Regions from separate parts of the Homo sapiens genome. Here region 2 is linked to region 1. A link is an interaction called in ENCODE POLR2A ChIA-PET data of the cell type or tissue named here. Cell type or tissue: A673. All regions are shown on one strand.

Region 1 (8,000 bases):
GTTGTATATGGTGTGAGATAAGGGTCCACTTCTTCCACATGTAGATATGGATAATTTTCCTGGCACCATTTATTGAAAAGACTATCCATTCCCATTGTATGTTTTGGCACCCCTGTGGAAGATCAGTTGACCATAGATGTGTACATTTATTTCTAGGCTCTCTATTCTATTCCATTGGTCTCTATACTTGTTTTTATGCCAGTGCCATTCTGTTTTCATTACCCTAGCTTTATAATATGTTTAGAAATCAGAAACTGATTCCTTTGTTCTTCTTCCTAAAGATTAATTTGGCTACTTGTGGTCTTTTGTGGTTCCATATGAATTTTGGGATTTTTTTTTCTATTTTTATAAAGAATGCCATTGAGAATTTGATAAGGATTACATTGAATCTGTAGATCACTTGGGGTAATATGAACATTTTAACATATTAATTATTTCAATCCAAGAATATGGCTGTATTTCCATTAATGTTTGACTTTTTAAATTTCCTTCAGCAATATTTTACAATTTTCAGTGTGCAAGACTTTCACTTCTTGGTTAAGATTATTCCTAATTATTTTATTCTTCTTGTCGCTATTGTGAATGTGACTGTTTTCTTGATTTCCTTTTCAGATAGTTTGTTATTTGCATATAGAAATGCTACTGATTGTTGTATGCTGATTTTATATTCTGCAACTTTACTGAATTTATGTATTAGTTCTAACAGGATTTTTTTTTTTGTCAAGTCTTTTCAATATGTATGATATTATCTGTAAGTAGAAATAATTTTGCTTTCTTCTTTCTAATTTGAATGTCTTTTATTTCTTTTTCTTGCTTAATTTCTCTGGCTAGGATTTCTAGTACAATGTTTAATATAAGTGGCAAGAGTGGGCATCCTTGCCTTGTACTGTAATCTGATAATTTTCTATTTCAAAATCCTTCAATAATACTTCTGGGCAAGATGGTTATATAAGCACTGGCATCTAATTCTTTCCTTTTCTTCTCTTCCCAATTGAAAACACCACTGAAAAGATTACTGAATAAAGGAGAAGAATATATCAGGACTGAAAAACTGGGAAAGAATACTATGAATATACCTAGGACTTGAACTTAATCCTGCTTGAGTGAAGATGGAATCAAATTAATAGAAAAAGCTGTCCTTTGACTTCTCCAGTACAAGAATAACTTGCTAGAAAAGAAAGTACAGGAAACTTTGGAGAACCCTGATTACAGCCTCCTTCAGACCCTGTGTTGTGAGATAGAATTCCTTATCTGGTTCTCATGTAAAATTAAACTGAATGTGACCTACGTACATTTCTGCAAATGTACTCACATATAGTTGAGACAGCAACCAATACAAGTAGTATTTTCTATAAGACAATTCACTGGAGGACAAGCCCTGCAAATGTTATAACATACCCTTGCTCCAAGAAGTTTTAATACATAAATGTTGGGCTCTCAGCTAAGATAGTATGTCTCACTTTCCAATCATGCCAAGTAAGAAATGGTATTTGTATTAAGGTACAAATATCCTCCTGGACAGTACAGCCATTAAATAATCTGACTACTACATAGAGAAACAGAAAAACACTTGCTGGTTTACCTTTTCAGAAGGAGTTTTTAATTAACTGTTACATATTATCATGAAAGCTATTATAGTGTAAGTTGCCTGACAGAGCCATATGTTTTACTACAGAGGGTTAACTTTCATACTAGCATTCATTAAAATAGAATCTTTTCCTATTTATTTGTAAATATTACAATTAACATATTTTTTAAAGATCAGAAGAAATTGGAGCCATTGGTTGAGATACAGGTAGAAAGACAAATTTTAGAATTACGATATAGTGCATATTTCTTGGCAGGTAATATATATGTATAAAACATACCTATATACATATCTAATGTACATACATATCCATATATAAGATATATATGGAAGTGTGTGTGTATGTGTGTGTGTGTATGGGTGTGTGTGTGTATGGGTGTGTGTACAAAGTAGCTTTGGGATGGATAGACTCAATCTATTCCAAAATTCAAGAAAGACATCCTTTCCATGTATATCATATATATATATATGACATGACATATATATATATATATATATCTCATATATCCATATATATCCTATCCATATAACCAGCACCAAAAAGTTATATGCCTAAGTTACTTTTAGGACAGCCTGCCTTACCCAGTGAAGAAAATGATATGCTAGCAATAAAATAAGCAAAACCAGCATTTCCTTCCCCTGCTGTTATAATCTGTTACTCCCCTTTATAAACTGAGCAAATAGAGACTCTCTTCAGGTGGCTGTGTGACTACTGGTATTTGTATTTGAAACTTAAGGAAAGACTGTATCACACATACAGTACTCGAAATTTGTATTTAACTCTTTTTTTTTCTTAAGTTGAAAATGGTAGATAATTTACAACACATGTTGGGAGTTTTGAAAGTTTCAACTTTCGATGTTTCAATACTTCAGTTATAAAATTCAAAAATTCTCTGCTAAGGTACTTTGCATAAAGGTAGAAATATATTCAAATCACAATTAACTCTACTTGAAAGCACATTAAGTAACCTTTTTTAAACAAAATAATTATTTGAACAAAGTTCAGGTGTAAAAATGTTAACTATAGAATATAAAAGAATAATACAAATTGCTTTTAACCTTTACTGTTCAGCATTCTTTTCTAAGAAGGTTATTGCAATGAATGATTTTAATTATGTCCATTATTAGCCAAATAAATGACAGAAGAACACGATGTGTAGAAGCATTAATTAACATACCTTATCTTGGCTTATTGGGGCAGGTATGAAAGAGGAATAAGATTAATGTAAAATATAGGAATTACCACAGGTTAGTATGTGTAGGAGTAGAACTCAGAAATTGGGAAGGCTGCACAATTCAAGCTCATGTTCTAATTGGTATGGGCATCTCTTAATGTTAACCCAAAAGGTGAGACTTCAAAAAGTATATGTTAAAAATCTGAAGAAAAAATCTGGTTAGCAGCCCTCTGAGAGAAAAGTAAAAAGTTTAAAGAACCATCCAGGTTTCTAGGAAGACATATAAGGACACTGGCCATGAGAGATATATATACTGTGACATTATCTGAAAGGTCAAAAGAGAAATTTGTGGATGGTTTAAAAAAAAAAAAACAACCTTGAAACAATTCCATAGAGACATTTATGAACACGTTGAAAATATCTAAAACATCTTATAACATGACATTTTTCCCCCTGAATTAAATACCAAAAATGTACTGTCAGGGGAAGAAAGAATCTAAAAAAAAAAAAAGATAAAAAAAAAGACAAAAGGAAACACAAGGACTAAATAGACACCATGAGTGGTAGGACTAACGGCTGAGTTTCTCCTCTGGTAATGAGGACAGCAAGTAAAGAGGATGTGAGGTTTAGAGGATGTAAGAAGCAGAGAAGTTTAGTTTAGTTTTATTTTGCATTGACCTCTGCTGTACAGGAGAGTGAGGAAACGACTATTCCAAGGGCACTTTCTGAGAAAAACAGTGGGGTAGTAGTAGAGAGCAATCTCCTAGGAGGAAATAATAGAGCAACTTGAGAAATTCCACAGCAATAAATCACCATGGCCAGATGGTATTCAACTGAGAGTTTCTGAAGGAAATAAAGTGTGAAATGGCTGAGCTACAGATGAGGATATGCAATGTATTTGGAAAACAAGCAAGTATTTCCAAATATTGCGATTTTGCTAATATGAAGCTTTTCTTTCAGAAAGAAAAATAATCGAATTAAGATTTTATGGAATTACAGACCAGAGGCTCTCTTGGTGATAATGGAGAAACTGATAGAGTCTAATTAAGAATAGCTTCCTTCAACATCAGGATAAGGTTAACCTGCTAAGGTCAAATTGCCCACTGAGTCTATAAAGAGAACACTGTTTCTCTCCATCCTATTAAACTTATCTGGAAATGTCAATAAAATACTAGATAGAAGTAAACCAGTAAATGTAATTTATTTGGGAATTACATGAAGCTTTAAACAAGGTCACATGAGAGTATTGGGGAAAATAAATAAGCACAGTCTTTGGAAGGAAAGGCCACAGGAGAAACTTCTGTCATTAACTGTAAAACTTGCTAAGTAATGAAAACAAAGTTTCAGGGACAATTTCTCTTTCTTTTCTTCCCTACAATGGGGTTACCTCTTCCAGAAGCATAGATCACCTTCAAATTAAAAAAAAGAAAAAATACACAAAAAAGGAATTTCACTGCAGACAAGAGGCAGCCTAAGAATATGGAAGGGAAGATGAGCTCCCAAACCAAGAAGGAAAGTAGACCAGGAGGCAATGGCATAATAAGCATGCAGCAAGATTTTTATGTATCAAATAGAATCGGAAAGCCACACGAGTTTAATTTTCTCATCACTGTGTCTGTGTAAGCATCAAATTTTAATGAAAACTAACAAGTGATAAAGTAATAAGACAGTTTTTTTATGTATTTAAATGAGGGCTGTCTCCTTTGAAGTTGTCACCTTTGAATACTATATGCTTATCCAATAGTATATAGCTTATCCAATAGTTTGATGCCCTGGATCAAACTACTTCTAAAAATTTTTCTATAAAACTGTCTTCAGAGCCAGTTGCATATTGTTTTGAAATTATCTAATGGAGGCAAATCTTCATCCTTTAAGGGTGGAGCCAGAAGCCATCAAGGAAGAATGGAATTTCTCTCCAAAAAGCAAACTTAGTCTACAGCTAAAACAGTTCTACACACTCCAATTAACTCTTCTGTCAAAGAAGCAGTATTATACAGGAAAAAAACAAGGGACATGCAGTAGAATCTTGAAGAAATCTACCCATGGGCCTGGGGCAATCTCCTGGGTCACAATTTGGGAGCTCCAAATGTTAGAAAGTTTCTATGCCACACACGCTAAGACCTGTTTCACTGTATAACTTCCACTTGCTCTTTGAATTGTCCTCTGAAGCCAAAGAAAGTACCAGTGGACTTTCAAACATTGTGAATTGCTATAAAAATCCTCATTCTCGTTGGCCCAGTAACCTGCTGCCTTTACTTCAGGCTAAATATATAGCTCCTTTAAATAGCCCTCATATGGTACCACTTGCTTGTCCTTTCATTGTTCTGGTCACTCTCTACTCACCGAATTACATTTGTTTCTGTGTCCCACTTTTATGCAATCTTTCCCTTTTACAAAAAGCAATTTCTGTTAATTGTAGGAAATATAGAAAAACATAAAAAAGAAAATTTAAGTTTTTCATATTATAAAATTTCTGAAGATATGTTGCTAATACATTATCATTTTAGTTTTCAGGATTTTTTCTATGAATGACTTTTGCACAGAATTGAGATCCAATTGTTTACAGAATACTGCCTTTTCCTTAAATTACTACAGCCACAACCTTCTTAAATAAAGGTACCTATAACAAAACACAATGTTCCACATTAACTCTGTTAATAGAACCCCTTAGATCTCCTTAGCTGCTTTGGCAGCCACAATGTACCACAGACACATATTAAGCATACTGTCATAAAACCTCTATGACTTTTCTCTTCAGTGCTATTGTTTAGCAATATCTCTCCCATTTGATTTTACAATGTTGGTTTTAGGGACTGAAATTCAGAACTGTTTATATTTACCTCTATTTTGTTTTACCTCGTCATTTTTAGTCCCTAATTCCAATCATTTAATATGAATCTGAATTCTGATTCTATTATTCAAAGTATTAGCTATTTCAATAACAACTGTGTCACTTGCAAATTTCATCAGCATGCCCTTCAAGTGCTCATTCAAATAGCTGTTTAAAAGAGTGAAAAGTGTTGAATAAAGAAATAATGATATAATACGTCAGTAGGGTCCTTTTCCCATGTTGATACTGACCTACTATCAACTTCATATTAGGTCCATTTGTTTAAGTAATTATGGGTTAATTATTAAGTCATTTGTTTTATCTTACCACCCTTACATACACACATTTTTATAGATATACAGAATATGGTATCTTTCCTAAAGAGATGTGTCTCTGAAAAACTATATAAGGGAATTAAATTACATTTTAAATATCAAACAGAATTCAATATTGAAAGGATATCTGTAATGAAAAAATCTGTTCCTAATATGAATAATATTTTGTTAACGCTGTTTTATCTTAGCTGTTACTTTGGTGTGTAATATTTACGAGTTAGAGTTGCAAAATCAAAACACTGATTGAACAGAAGCTGGATCCTAGAAGATTGTGGATAGAAGACCGAAATCCAGTCTGTGGGGGAAAAGAACAAGAAAAAAATTCATTTGTTAATGTGGATCTGGATCTTGCAGTAAGTTAACCTTGCTAATTTGTTTGTAAAGGCTGAATTTAAAAAGAAATCATCAAAAATGATATTGACCTGTTCAAATATATGTTAAGTGAACCTTAAAGTTTTCCAGTGAAAGTAAATTGAATGAAGGGGAAAAAGGACAGAAGCAGTTTGAAGTCATGTGAATGCTAATGAAGGAGGGACACAGAAATAATAATTGCACACTATCAGCAGCATTTTCTTTTCCTGACTGGAGTTTATTATTTGTTAATGCATTCATTGCTACTCAGTTTATAAAGTACCTATGGTTATTTACCTGAAAGATAAATAGGCAACTTGTACTTTAACTTTTTTTTTGCCACTTGATATGTTAAACAACCTTCATACTGAAAAAAAAAAAAAATGCAATTATTGAAGCACAGCTGAATGGCCCCAGAGCACACAGGCTCCATTAAATTTGCTTACATCTAATGACTCCTGCCCAAGGCAGGTGAGAAATTTATTCTGATAAGATCTTTTCTTTATCCTGTAGCCAAAAAAAAAAAATGAAATAAAACCAGTGATTTTTAATCTAATCATGATCTAAAACTATTTGTGGTATTTGTTCTTTAAGACCCTATAAAGCTGGGCTTTGTGCAATAACCATTATAATTATGTTTTCAACTGCTTAATACAAACATTTCTTTCCAGAAAAATTAGTGTAAGTCATCATCAATGTCAACTATAAATGCATTTCCTGTAATTTTCAAGTTAAATGTTTTAAGGTCAGTTAAAAAAATTATTATTTAGAAATTGTGACACTGCTCCAGTTTCCTAAAACCCATAGCTGTATCTTATCTGAAATATCTTTAATGTGACAATGCAAATAAAAATGTGAAATTACAAGTACAGTATAGGAAGCCAAAAGACCCAAGATTTACCCAGTTTAGACAGTGGCTTTTATGAGCCTGTCAAAAACAAAAACAAAAACAAAACCTCCTACTTCCAGTTCCATTGAAAACCATAGACTTTATTTTTCTTGCCTATATTCCATCTGTTGTGTGAAAAACTCTCAATAATTTTTAAAGGTGGAGAAAAGAAAGAGAGGTAACTGAATTTATGTTGCAGCACAGTTATATAACACCCAAGATTCTTCTTTGTCAAACAGAAAAAGCGGCAAACGAAGGATATGAAAAAAGCTTAACCAATGAATTCACTTGTTCACATACGTCAAAAGTCATTCATAATTACCCCTATACCTATCTAGCAGTAATAATGTGTGTAATATGTTAAACTGTTCAAGAAACTTTTGTACCTATGGCCCCATTTTAGTAGTAAATCTTTAGGATAAGTAGTAAAACAATGGTTTTACTGATAAAAGGGAGGTTATGAAAATGGAGGCTCTGGGGTGAAGTGAATTCTCCAGGTTGCAAGGTTAACGAGTGATTAAATCAGGAAAAAAAATGTACAGATTTTGACTTTGAGTCCAGTACTCTTTCCTGAAAATCAAGTTAAGCCATAATCAAATAAAGAAGTGCTCCTTAAGCTAAGGCACATAAACAGCAGGGTGCCAGAGGCTATAAAGACCCAAATTAACTAGGTATACTTTCCTGGAACAACAATTTTGTTACAAGAATTAGAGAAAAAAATCCATAAGAAAGGAATCCATAAGAAAGAAATATAATGGGGACAAGCATGTTGATGTTAGACATAAATTGAAAAGTCTAAGGAGAAATGACAGTTAATTATCATAAAAAGCAG
Region 2 (8,000 bases), 160 kb before region 1:
GCACTCTTTGAAAAACAAAAGGCTTACTATTTTTAATTTTAATTGAAGTTAGTAAGGAAATTCCTTAAGTAGCTCTTGTATCTCCCAATCATGTTGGTGAATTTGAGATTCAGTGGGTGGGAGCCCAGCAGCAGTCAGGTGGAATGGCCTTTAAATAAAGTACCAGTTTGGCACAACAAAGCATACCACGCATGTTCATTTGTACATTCATTCATTCATTCATTCAACAAACATTTACTGAGCTAGGTACTGAGAATACAGAGATAAATATGACATAGAACTATAATTGAATTCCCAATGTCAATATTGTGTGCAAGATGTTCTGAGAGAAGAAAGGTAGAGTGCCTAACTCTTTTGGGGGTCAAGGAAGACTTTACTGATGAGACATTTGGCCTCCATAGGCAGATTATGAGCATAACATGAAAAGCAGGGTTTGGAGAGTCTTGTCGAACATTCAGAAGGAACTGACTGAAAGTACATTACACTCCGATGTTCATAATTATTACTGAGAGAAACAGTTATGTCATTCTAGATTGGGCCATGCTGTCTATAGTCCATACAGTGAAAAATAATCCATCTAGAAAAATAACCACACAAGCTAGCGGTCAGAAAACACAAAATAACAGTACTGTGGTTTTACTATAAACATAGTAAAATAACTTCAAATCAAATCTAGAATATAATAAGAATTAAAAAAGATATTCAATCTTAAAATGCTTTGAAAGGAAAAAAAAGGACAGTATAAGTGTAAGAAACCATTATTATGAAAAAGAAGTAAACTTTCAGCCCGGCCACAAAAAGCCAAAATACTTCCTTTTGATAACCCCTAAATTACATTTTTCAGAATGTCTTTTTCTCTTGAAGGCATCCACAATATTCCACATGATGTCTAAGTGTAGCCAGACTGAACTGACATTCTTTAGGCATTTCTTCAAAGAAAGGAATAAGATTTGACAGATTCCTTTGCACAGGGGGAAAAGGCATAGAAGGACAAGGTCTGGTGTGAATCTTAACACTGCTCTCTCCATCTGCAAGAGTCCTCCTCTGCTACACTGTAATAATAGCTTCTGAAGGTGTTAGCACCCAGCAAGACATTTCTCTGCCTTTAAAAAAAATTCCGTAGCTTTTATTTTGGGATTTGAAACTAATCTATTGTGTTTAAAAACACAGTCACTAATCCCCATAATATTTTACAGTTTAGTTTAGAAATACAAATTTTCACCACTTGACAGGTAAAATATGAAACCAATGCAAAAAACATGTTTTAAAAAGTAAATTGACAAGTTAAAAAAAGTCTTTCTTTTATATCGCTGTCATATGATAGTCATGGCGTAGCAGTATTGTGAAGTAACATTATAGTGTCACTGATTCAATGTAACAAAACACCTAAATTGCTTTGTTGATATTGAAGTTTGTAGAGGGCTACTTCTACAAACAATTTAGTTTAGTTTTAACTGGTTGAATCTGAATACAAGTTCTCCAGGACACATGTTCTTACATGTGTCCTTTACAAAATGTTCTTTTACAAAAATATGTTTTTGTAAAAGTATGTGTAATCTAAAAACATATAGGCCAAAAGTAATTTCTACCTAAGAAGTAATCAGAAGGGACTTAATTATATCATTCCCAGGGCACAGGCTGCTATTCAGTAATGCTTCGTATTGTAACAGCAAACTTACAGGAGTAGCCAGTGGAGATGCTTATCATGTACTGTGAACCATGACATTCCAAATATGATGCTTATCAGTCTATCAAAGTTTGAAGTAGACAGCGTATGAAAGAGGCAATCATATATGGTATATATAAACAGGAGGGCTATTATAGCAGGAGGGGAAAGGAAAGCATGATCAGGTTAAGTATTCAATTAGCTTAATTGGCTTTTATTGGCTTTGTAGGTAGGCTAATAAAAAGTCAGCTAAGATATATAATATATGGCTACAGATTGTTAATCTCTGGCAAATCAGGGACTAAACTTTCAATTTATTTTAGTTCTGAACTAGTTAGAGTTTGCACTGTCAAGCAACTAACATAAATTTAATATTGTAGCAGTCAGAATCTGTTCTGATTGGCCAGTGCTAGTTCGATAATGCCTGTTAAGTATTTTGAATATTACTCCTGGTTGGTATCAAATGTCTAAAGGAGGTAGAACAGGCTATATACTTCCATTATGATTTTATTTTAACAGTACCACATAGACATAACTTAAGAATCAAAAGGTAATTATTTAATCAACCAATAATCAGTAATAATTGTTTTCTATTGTCTTTGTAGCTCTGTGTTTCTACAATACAATAGGTACTATGCTAGGAGCTTTACTTGAAAGAAAAGAAAGACATGGTTCATGCATTCAAGGAGTTTACATACATATATACTATAATACATAACATTAATACAGAAATAAAATGATTAGTGGACAACTAAGTGCAAAACTGAGTAAAATAATAATAAAATTCATAGAAATTTGGAGGCATTTATAATCACTGTGGGCAGCAATAGTAGAGTTCAATGAGGAGGCCAGTCATAAACTGGTCTTGAAAGGATACAAGGATCTGGATATATGAAGGATAGGATAAATAAAATATATAATCCAAGAAGTGGAAATGTGCATGGACAGTATAAAGTGCAGTAAAAAAAACAAAACTGAGAGCAATGAAAAATAAGGCTGCCAAGGGCTTGCTTCCAAAGAGCCTTGTAAACTGTTGTGAGTGGGCAGGGAGGAGCTGCTGATCAGATTGGGTGAGATGCCTTGATCTGTACTGGACCATTTTTACTTATGTGTGCCAAAAGGTCACACACAAGGATGAATGCTCTTTGCTTCTTCTCTTCTACCACTGAAACTAGATCTGCAGCAGGACTGAGGCCTTCTTGGTTCAGCTAGCTCTCCTCTGCTGCTGATGCTATTTTTTCACCTATCAGGCAAAGGGATACACTTTTTTCAAGGCAGGCCCTTATTCCTACTTCCTTACTGCCTGTCTCTTGGTCTCTCTATCTTCCCCAATCCTAAGAGCTCTTAGCTTCCGGGGAATTCTAATTATCTCATGCTTGATGATTTGTTTGTGGCAATATCTGGCTTTTGGAGATGGAGAAGCTATGTTTAGGCCTAAACTTCTAATTGTTCATCAGTTTTCGAGAATAGCCTGATGGTTTCAGACACCTTGTTAATGTTACATACAACTCATCTTTATTCATTTGCCATCCCTTTTTGTGTATTTATCTCCCTTTGGAGCCTCATGAGATTTATAGTAGAGGAAGGTATGAGGACTCTTGGGTTTCTTAGTCCAGTGCTCAAATAGGATCCTAGTGCTACCAATATAACCTAATGGAAGCAAAGCAAAACTGTTTGAATTTGGTGTGTAGTATACAAAAGAAAACTAGGCCAGGCGCGGTGGCTCACGTCTGTAATCCCAGCACTTTGGGAGGCCGAGGCCGGCAGATCATGAGGTCAGGAGATCAAGACCATCCTGGCTAACATGGTGAAACCCTGTCTCTACTAAAAATACAAAATATTAGCCGGGCGTGGTGGCAGGCGCCTGTAGTCCCTGCTACTCGGGAGGCTGAGGCAGGAGAATGGTGTGAACCTGGGAGGCAGAGCTTGCAGTGAGCCGAGATTGTGCCACTGCACTCCAGCCTGGGCGACAGAGCGAGACTCTGTCTCAAAAAATAAATAAATAAATAAATAAATAAATAAATAAATAAATAAATAAAAGAAAACTGAAGGAGTTTGAGCAAGAGTGTATCATTAATAAAATAAAATGGTGTAGCCATATTTGCAGCAAGAAGTAGGAAGGTGGAAGATTGAAGCTAGATAGAACAGACAGGCAACTGCAGTAGTGCAGATATAATGTGGTAAGAATAGCAATGGTAGGAATGAAGGTGAAAATACAGGTCTGAGAGATATTATTAAGGAAAGAATGGGTGACATATTCAATGCAGAGATGATGACAAAATATTCAAAAGTGACTTGAGGTCTCCTATTTTGGGAGCCTGTAAGATTTGTGAGTTTGCAGCTCTAAAAAAAAAAACAATGGGAAAGAGGAGTCTTTTTCTTCTGCTGCTTTAAAAAAATTTTTTTAGGGGAAAGCAGAAAAAACTTAGTGAGGGTGAGGTGGTTACAGTATATCTTCTAATACTATATATTTTTGAAAACATAAGATTAAAAGGAAGTTAAACATGAAGTCATGTTACAGAACCTTAGGGACAGATGGGCCAATTAATTGAAGGTATAAAAAATGGAAAAAAAAAAAAGGTATAAAAAGAACAAAGGACCAGGAATTGGGCTTTGTAGAATTAACTACTGTGAGGGCACATGAGGAGGAAAATCAGATAGGAAAAACAAGGCTGGCAAGGTAGGAAGAGGGCAGGAAAGACCATTAGGCAGAGGAGAATCAAATATAATTAAAATAAAGAATATTAAATAGCTTTCATGTAAAATAATGCCAAGATGAATGTTTCCAACATGAAAATCACCTTTTTAATTATGTAAGTCTCTGAGAAAATAATTATATTGATTGACAGCTCATTTACAATAACTCCCCAATATCAATCCCCAAGTCTTCTGCTGCTATTCAGACTTATCCCCTGATATCCTATAAAAATAGAAAACATATTATGAGGACTACCTAAATAAATTATTTCATATGTTGGAAGACTATTAGTTCTTCTCAAAGTTATTCCTTCCTAAGTTAAATCATTCCAATTCCTTAAAATGTAAAATGTATATTCCTTTTTTTCTTCTTCACTGTTTTCTTATGAACATTCCTAAATTTAGTAGTTATTGCTTGCTCTTAGGACAAACTATCTGATTATATGGTCTGATTAAATCTCTCTAAGAGTAAGGAGAACTCAATGCAACCCCAGAAATCCTTGAACAAAATGAGATGTTTAGACTTATTTAGGGCTTTTAGTCAGTAAGGATAAACCTATTTCCGTGAATTTTAGGACTTCATTTTATTTTTAATTTTTTTATTTTTATTTTTTTTGAGACGGAGTCACCCAGGCTGGAAGCTCTGCCTCCCGGGGTCACGCCATTCTCCTGCCTCAGCCTCCCGAGTAGCTGGGACTACAGGCGCCCGCCAACACGCCCGGCTAATTTTTTTTGTACTTTTAGTAGAGACGGGGTTTCACCATGTTAGCCAGGATGGTCTCGATCTCCTGACCTCGTGATCCGCCCGCCTCGGCCTCCCAAAGTGCTGGGATTACAGGCGCAGCCACCGCGCCCGGCCAGGACTTCATTTTATGTATTCTTTATTTCTTTCACATTGTTAAGGGTGTGTTTCTTTTTTTTTTTTTTTTTTGAGACGGAGTCTTGCTCTGTCACCCAGGCTGGAGTGCAGTGGCACAATCTTGGCTCACTGCAAGCTCCACCTCCTGGGTTCACGCCATTCTCCTGCCTCAGCCTCCCGAGTAGCTGGGACTACAGGCACCTGCCACCACGCCCAGCTAATCTTTTTTGTATTTCTAGTAGAGATGGGGTTTCACCATGTTAGCCAGGATGGTCTCGATCTCCGATCTCCTGACCTCGTGATCCGCCCGCCTCGGCCTCCCAAAGTGCTGGGATTACAGGCGTGAGCCACCGCGCCCGGCCTTGTTAAGGGTGTGTTTCTAAACTCTGAACATTAACTGAAATGTAAGATGCAATCCACTGAGTTGAACTATTGTCTGTTAGCAACCAAAAGAATGGTATCTATTGGCACCAATTAGGAAAATAAGAAATAAAAAAGAAGAAGAAAGAAAGGAAATAAAAGATTACTTGCTATAGTCTTTAGTCCATGTTGCATTGAAGTGGAAAATCATTTTCAGAGAAACAATATTATGAATGGAGTGCATCGGTTCTGCTGATCTTGTCAGCTATTTTGTTATCTGTATTGTAAGTTAAAGGTGAGATAATTTTGATGGTAAATAGAACCATCTGGGCTTTGGTTCTCAAATTTTGAATAGAAGTAGGTAGGATCTAAGGTTATACATTTTTTCTAGCCTTCATGAATTGTGCCTCAAGTAGTAATCTGATAATGCAGTTACAGTGATTTTTCCGTAGTTATTTCTACAGTTTTTGGACTTGGTTAATGCATTTGGTCCACAATAGTGGAGGCTGTGTCTAGTTTACTTCTTTAAGGGCACCTAGAAAAAACCTAAGTTATTTCCCTAATACACTCTAATATCTTGAAATACTAAATATTCCTTTGAAATGCTCTTGTGTTTGTAGGGAATGACAACTTCCTAGAAGGATCTAGTCCACTACATATTTTTATTACGGTTACATTCTCCTAATAAGGAAATGAGAAGAAAGCCAATTGTTGAGCTTCTAACACAGACAAGATACTTAAATACATTTTTATTTAAATCTCATAGCAGTTTTACGATGTAAAGATCCTTTGATCCTTTTCATTTTATAGCTCAGTACACAGACACAGAGAAGTTCAGTAACTTGCCAAAGGTCACAAAGCTTGTAAACTGATAGAAATGGGAGCTGAAGCGAAGACCATCTACCTACAAACTGCATGTTTTTAGTTATTGGTCTAATCAGATAGAGAGGATTTAGAATTGAGGTAGGGTATAAATACGTCCAGGAAACCACTGACAGCCAAACATAAGGCTTCCCTACAAAAGGATTAGTTCAGCCAAACTTCTTTCACAGTGTGTAACTAACACTTATCCCAAAAAGCTGCCATGCTGCCCAAACCTCTGACAGTTCCCATAGGAAAAGAAGGGTTAAATAAAAGGTCAATGGAGTTAAACAAACAAACAAACACACAAACAGGCATTATTCACCCTTTCTGGCTTTCATCAACCCCACCCCCTACCCCCAATTGGGTAGCTTTCATTTCATAACTTGAAGAAAAGGGATATGAAAATATATTCTTTGCAAACATTTCCTCAGGGCAAGAAGAAGAAAAAAACATTTGATAAAAAACACCCATATCAATTAAAGTTGTTTCAAAGGAAAGCATCTGAATCGAGGTGCCATCTCAGGGGAGAATAACAGGATAACAAGACCAGTAAGCACCAATAGAGCATGACTCATCCATTTTGCCAGTTACAGTTACACATATAGAGTAGAGGCAGTTGGAGTAATACATAGTGACCACTCAAGTATTCACTTCTTCAATCAATATTGTCAGGCACTATGCAGGGCAAAGCTGACCCACGATGGTGGTAGAATTCTCTGTCCCAGACATACAGGATGGGGATTGAGAATTGAAACATGGAATCTCTGGGGCTGAGGGCTGGGGATGTTTCTCCCATGGACTTAAGAATCAGAGAAAGCTACGCTGCGAGGTAGAGCAAACACCTAGATAGAAACAGAGATGACAGAAGGGAGTCCTGTTGGCTTCAGCAGGGCAGTTTAGCTCAGTGTTCAAGGGCATGAACTCTATAACCACACAGCTGTGTTTAAACTTGGCTTCATCATTTATAAACTATGTAACCTCAGACAAGTTACTTACTTCATGTTTTCTTTGTTTTCCTTATTTATGAAATGGTGGTAAAATACTATCTATTTTATAGGGTGTTTGTGAACATTAAAGACAATGCAGTTCACCTTCTGTATCCATGGATTCTGCTTCTGTGGATTCAACCAACCACAGATCAAAAATATTTTAAAAAATCAATAAAAATAACAATACAATAAAAAAACACAAAAAACCAATAGAGTATAACAAATATTTATATAGCATTTACACTGTATTAGATATTATAATTAATCTAGAGATGATTTAAAGTATACAAGAGGATGTATATAGGTTATGTGCAGACACTATGGCCATTTAATATAAGGCACTTGAGTATCTGTGAATATTGGTGTCCATAGGGGTCCTGTAAGTTTTCCCCCATGGAAACTAAGGAAAGACTTTATATCCAAAGTGCTTATAATAAGGGCTAACATCTAGGAAGCATGATGTTATGGACTGAATTATGTCCTTGCTGATATTGTTTGGATGTTTGTGCCTTGAAATCTCATGTTGAAATGTAATCCCCAGTGTTCCAGGTAGGGCCAAACACCC

What was found. Peaks named below come from ENCODE experiments on the same cell type or tissue, not always from the same donor. Only the 100,000 strongest peaks of a DNase experiment are listed, where the experiment ranks them.
Region 2: POLR2A ChIA-PET joins it to region 1 with 6 read pairs; 2 of 35 experiments call an interaction of 5 or more read pairs at or near these places.

What each region holds. Positions count from the first base shown.
Region 1 is chr15:35,423,745-35,431,744 of GRCh38, forward strand. All of the region lies in intron 5 of DPH6 (diphthamine biosynthesis 6), which reads right to left. It overlaps LOC124903464 (a long non-coding RNA gene), which reads right to left. Exons shown (of 2, transcript XR_007064580.1): 1 at 6,577-8,000; 2 at 1-6,223. Among named protein-coding and RNA genes, the nearest start is that of MIR3942, 55 kb to the left of the region's middle. In A673, no CTCF peak of the experiment used is centred here; a DNase peak (open chromatin) is centred at 3,577.
Region 2 is chr15:35,264,515-35,272,514 of GRCh38, forward strand. It overlaps a transcript of DPH6 not described here. Among named protein-coding and RNA genes, the nearest start is that of MIR3942, 100 kb to the right of the region's middle. In A673, no CTCF peak of the experiment used is centred here; no DNase peak of the experiment used is centred here.